2 separate regions of the Homo sapiens genome follow, and region 2 is linked to region 1. The links are chromatin loops, found by intact Hi-C in ENCODE. Cell type or tissue: ascending aorta. All regions are shown on one strand. Links, peaks and the distances in the headings refer to the core of each region. The heading gives the core; the rest is flanking DNA. Region 1 overlaps LOC124900702 (a long non-coding RNA gene). Region 2 overlaps LOC100506444 (a long non-coding RNA gene).

Evidence for each region. Hi-C counts contacts between places; a loop is a spot of excess contacts. Peaks named below come from ENCODE experiments on the same cell type or tissue, not always from the same donor. Only the 100,000 strongest peaks of a DNase experiment are listed, where the experiment ranks them.
Region 2: a loop joins it to region 1, with 2.6 times the contacts of the local background. A loop is called at or near these places in 43 of 110 quality-filtered maps.

Annotation. Positions count from the first base shown.
Region 1 is chr4:53,907,150-53,909,957 of GRCh38, forward strand. All of the region lies in intron 1 of LOC124900702 (a long non-coding RNA gene), which reads left to right. Among named protein-coding and RNA genes, the nearest start is that of CHIC2, 160 kb to the right of the region's middle. In ascending aorta, for the core only: a CTCF peak has its summit at 1,663 (motif pointing right); a DNase peak (open chromatin) is centred at 1,662; H3K4me3 peaks cover 934 bases; H3K27ac peaks cover 1,025 bases.
Region 2 is chr4:53,705,311-53,708,118 of GRCh38, forward strand. The region is part of intron 1 of LOC100506444 (a long non-coding RNA gene); the gene reads left to right. Among named protein-coding and RNA genes, the nearest start is that of LNX1-AS2, 110 kb to the left of the region's middle. RefSeq lists an enhancer at 85-164. In ascending aorta, for the core only: a CTCF peak has its summit at 1,299 (motif pointing right); no DNase peak of the experiment used is centred there.

The DNA of each region.
Region 1 (2,808 bases), core at 233-2,732:
TTTGATAGATATTTTCTTACTCTTAAATATACTTTACTCCTGATAATTTAGAGATCTATCGTTGGTGAGAGGATATCATGAATTATGAGTCCTTGCATTCTTTTTATAAAGGTAATATCCCCGGTTTGATGAGACAGAAATTTGCAATAGCATCTTTGCAGGGCTTTTCAAAGAGTAGTGGGAATGGAAAAGTTCCCTGGGACCCATTTCCTGACTGTTCCATTCGTGCTGATCACGACTTTAACCATGTTTTTCAAGCTGCCAATCAAAGCACACGTTCTATAAAATACAATTCCCTGGTAGGCACAGTGGAGCTAAATATTTGTCCCTAGAACTGTCCTGGGAGAGAAAGGACATAAAGTTGCTGCCACTAGGTTAAAATTTAAGAACAAAATTATAGGAAGCAGACTCCAAACTATTTTCTTAAATTAATTCTTCCTTTTCCAACCAGAACACAATCTCCCCTATTGTCATGTACGCCCTGATGCCTAGTTGGGTACACAGCAAATGTACACACATATCTGATGATTTACTGATGGACTGAATCCTCACAAATATTACATTTAAAGCTTTCAGATCAAATTAAATAATTTGCATTTGGGCAAACAGCCAACAGCACTCTAAACTGTACTCCTAACTAACGTTATTCCCTCCTCTACCTCTTCATCCCTGGTGTTCTCTGCAGACCTTCCAAATACAAACTCACTTTCACAAGAAAAAAAATAACTGCAAAGTATGATTCAGGTCAGCCAAGAAAGGAGGTCATATTAATTTTATTTTTCTTGCTCTGTTTCCCAGGCTGGCATGCAGTGGCATGATCTCGGCTCACCGCAACCTCTGCCTCCCAGGTGCAACTGATTATCCTGCCTCAGCCTCCTGAGTAGCTGGATTACAGGTACCTGCCACTACGACTGGCTAATTTTTGTAGTTTTAGTAAAGATGGGGTTTCACCATGTTGGCCAGGCTGGTCTCAAACTCCTGACCATAGATGATCCACCGCCTTGTCCTCCCAAAGTGCTGGGATTACAGGCATGAGCCACTGCACCCAGCCCATATTAATTTTTAATTTCTGTTTATGCCTATGAAAAATGTATAAGTTGTTCTACAAACAGAAATGCACTTCTCTTGCTAGGGTTGCCTCAATAAATTTAAGCAACGTGGCACTATATTTCCTTTATAAAGCTCCTTCCTACATATCTCACACAACACACAAGAAAGTCATAACCAAATTATTTAAGAAGAATTTCTCAAAACACTAAGACAAAAGCCGTCTCTTCTAAATGAGTAACGTGGAAGGTAATCTTGTTCCCTTACTGCTGACATGTAGCTTTCTGCCTGGGGTTTTATCTTTAACTCCCTGGTAATCCAAACGGAGCAGGAAAACCTCAGACAATAGAGCCTCTTTTTTGCTTTACATCCACTTTTTTGGGGTCGGCACCGAACAACCATCATTAAATGGTTTCTGGCGCAAAGTGGCAGGCTTGGGTAAGCTGAAATGTTTATGACACCAAAATAAAGATGTTCCACACTGCTGAAACCGGGGAGTCACGCAGAGAACAACTGAAATGGAATTACACACCAAGGTTTACTTAACTAGCACGACTTTAACTCGTGTCTGCCTGATACACTTACCAAAGAGAAGTGGCAGAAACCCAGGGTGGACAAAAGAGGGCAGTGTTCACTATGTCTTTCATCTCAGCTCTTCGCTCTTTATCAAATTGCCACTGAGCCAAGAGAAAACTATGTCCAGCATTTCATAACACAGGAAGTGGGGAAGCAGATTAGATATTGGGCTCTGCAGTCACCACAAAATAAGCAGTGTGCTCGTAAAAGTCACTTTTTTCCCTAGACGAAAGCTTAACCATTGGTGAGTTTTGGGGTTTGGTTTCTGTTTTTCAGTATGATCGGCTAAACCTCTCCAGGAAAATAATGGAATATGTAATATTTCTCAAACTATAACAGGTTATAAGGTTTATTTAGTTCAAAGCACTCATTTTTGCAGATGAGGACCAGGTTTCTACATTTGTCAGTGGCTTCTCCTTGTGCTCAGATATCATCAGTATGTGGGGAGGGGAAGACAGACTTCCCTCTTGGAGCTATTTAGAGAATTTTTAGTCATTTCAGAATAGAATCCATGTACGCCCTGTACACAAAAAAATTTAGGTCCCAGAAAGGGAATCTTGTCCCCTGCCCTGGATGTCATCATATTGGGTCGAACTTCATTCACATTCTTTGGGAAAAGCTTATGTGGACATGTCATTGTACCCAATAAAGGATTGCAGCCTCAGCACTCAAAAAGTGCACATTTTGCCCAGGTATCTGTCTATTCTTAGTTATAGATATCTAGTGTCATCTTTTAATAGGGAAAGACTCTTTAATTCTTTTGTAATTCCTGTTGTCCTATACATATTTTTGAGCTCCTGCGATGTATAAGCCTCTGTTGTTAGACATGCAGAAGTGAAAAGGACACAGTTCTAGCCTTTAATAAACTAAGCATCAAATAAGAATCAGATGGCCGGGCGGATCGCTTGAGGTCAGGAGTTCGAGACCAACCTGACCAACATGGAGAAACCCCATCTCTACTAAAAATACAAAATTAGCCGGGCGTGGTGGTACATGCCTGTAATCCCAGCTACTGGGGAGGCTGAGGCGGGAGAATCGCTTGAACCTTGGAGGCGGAGGTTGTGGTGAGCTGAGATCACGCCATTGCACTCCAGCCTGGGCAACAACAGTGAAACTCCGTCTCAGAAAAAAAAAAAAGAATCAGACAAGGCAGAACCAACCTTGTCAGTAACCGTAATACATCAA
Region 2 (2,808 bases), core at 275-2,774, 200 kb before region 1:
GCTTGGAAAGCCCCTGAGCTGGTTGGCCTGCCAGGTGCTGAGGAAGTGTGAGTGCCCACCTGTTCCTGTGCAGAGGGAAGGAGGGTGAATGTCCACAGAGACCTCCAGAAGAGATTGCTGGTGGATGCTTACTTCCTTCTCTTGAGCTTCCTTCTCTGTGAAAAGATCTCCACTAGAGGAAACTGGCCACTGTTTACCTCTTTTACTCATCTCCCCAGGAGATGAGGAATGGCTTATCTGATTGGAGAGTTAGTTCCAGAGAGGGAGCTAGGACAGAGTGGCTCTGGTTTTTCCCTGGTGGAGATCATTTCCTTCTACTGCTCTGTGTCATAAACTTTACAGAGGTTGGCTGTGGCCAGGAAGGTGCTGCTTGTAGCCCAGTGAATGAGTTTAGTTCAAGAGAAGATATTGAAACGTCCACCTAGCTAAGATATTGAAAGCCACATTCTCCAGCCTGACTTTTATCAATATTGTCGATTTGGATCTTCATTTGCCTGATTCCTGTAACAGAGACAAAATGTACTGTTTATTGGACTCCCTCAAACTCCGTCATACATGACACTTATGTGTGTGACAGGGATGGACTCAGCTCTCTGCCTGACTGGGAGTCATCTACATCCCTTGTGCTAAGCTCTGCAGAGAGAGGAGGCACATTTTCAGGGACTTCCCTGCCTCATTCCTTGCTTGAAAGCTTCCTTCTGACCCCACTCTGCAGCAAGAAAGGAAAAAGAACTTCCAGGATGAAAACAGAAAATCTGGATCGTCCCTTTTTCAGAGTCTGTGGCAGTTCTACAAAGGTCCATGAATAGTCTTTGGTCTGAGCCTGGAATGCCCACTGATGTCCCAGATAAGACTCTGCCTGGCTGCCTGCTGTCCTCTAGGGCTGTCTTTATTTTGGAAGGGGCCCTTCTGTCAATGTGTTCTGGCTTGGCTTTCAGGAACACCTTTGCCCTGTTGTTTCTGATGCTTGACTTCCCGTGGACTGAACTTGGGATCGTATTTTTCCCTAGAAGAATATGCTGTAACCGTATTATCCTGTAACCCTTAGAAGGCAGGTCAGGATTACTGCCCCTTTTTTCTCAGAAGACAGATTACTAAGATGCCAAAAGGGACCTAAGGTAGGGAAACACCCAAACAGGATTGGCAAAAACCCAGAGGGCCCCATGTATACATCCCTTAGTATTCTCGCATCAGACAATGCCATTTTCGCCTTCATTCTATCAGCTGGTTCCTCAACAGCTAACTGGGCTGGTTCTTTTCTCCCAAATTGGACACCAAAAGCTTCAGAGTAAGCAATAGCCCAGTAGAGGGAGCTGTGTTAAACAAGATTTCCAAGCTAAAGGGTAAAATACAATCAGCCAAGCAGGTAGCCCTGTGTATAATTCGGAAACTTGTATGTTAATGGATGGTTGCCTATTCGAAAGCTCTGAGCCAGAACACAGCTTTTGCAAGGTGGTGCCTTGCGTTTTGTGGGTTGCTCAGGATCATGCATCTTGCTTCCATCAGCAGAGCATGATCTTGGCTCCACATGGCAATTCCATGGTTAGACAGGTTTGTAGCTTCCACAGGTAGCCTTGGCTCTGGGAGCGGGAGGGAAGTGGGCAGGGTCCTCTGACCTTGCACATACCAGGCAGCGCTCATGCTCACGGTCTCAGGAGATAGATTCTGTGTCACAGAAACCTATAACTTAGGGGAGTTATTAGTGACAAGCTTTGAGGGCTCTGGCTAGGAAGGAGATGCAGTGAAAGGAGAATCTTTCACAAATATTTGGAGCTTCTGTTCACCTAACTCATCTAGCTGCCCGTGGGGTCTCAGACTGGGCTAAGTTCAAATCTAGGGCAGCCCTTGGTACAATTTCATTGAATAAACCTCTGTGATCAAGAGAATTATGAAATGTGGAAAATATCAAGGAAAGCAACATGTACTGTGTGCGTGTGTGTGTGTGTGTGCATGCTTTGGTGTGTGTTTGAGTTTGCCTGAGAACAGGAGTTTCCACAATTAATCTTGGATCATGAAAGATATCTATGGCAGAGATAAGAGAGCTAGCAAACTAGCATCCTTAAGGACTCAGCAGATGCCTACAGGTTAAAAATTCATGCAGACCTGTTGGGAAATAAGAGAGAAATGAGATGGTACGTGAGGTGACTTTACTATGTGCATTTGTTTGCTGGGGCCTGTCGTCACAAAATACCACAGATTGGGAGGCTGAAACAACAGATATTTACTTTCTCACAGTTCTGAAGGCTGGAAGTCCAAGACCAAAGTGCCTGTTGGTTTCTTCTGAGGCCTCTCAGTTGGCTTGTAGATGGCTGACCTCTTGCTGCCTCTTTGAGGTCATCCCTCTGTGCACACCAGCCCTGGCATCTTTCTCTTCTTATAAGGACACAGTCATATTGGATTAATGCCCCACCCTAATGACCTCAGCGTAATCACTTCCTTAGACCTTTTCTCCAAGTATGGTTACATTCTGGAATATGCCGGCTGGGGAGGGGTGGGGTGGGTTGGAACTTCAACACATGAATTTTGGGGGAAACAGATTCAGCCCATAACACTGTGTATGTCTATGGGGACAAAGAATTGTACTGATTAAGGTAAATTATGTTAGTTGTTATAACTGATAAATTCTGAAGTCTTAGAGCATAATACAAACAAAATCTATTTTTCACTCCCATGAAAGTCCATTTCAATCGGCCAGTCTATGGCTGTAGAAAATGCAGTCATTCCCAGACCTACCTGCCATCTTCAACACATGTTGTGTCCATGGATATTTTGAAAGGAGAAGTCAGAAGGAAAGTATGGACAAGGCAA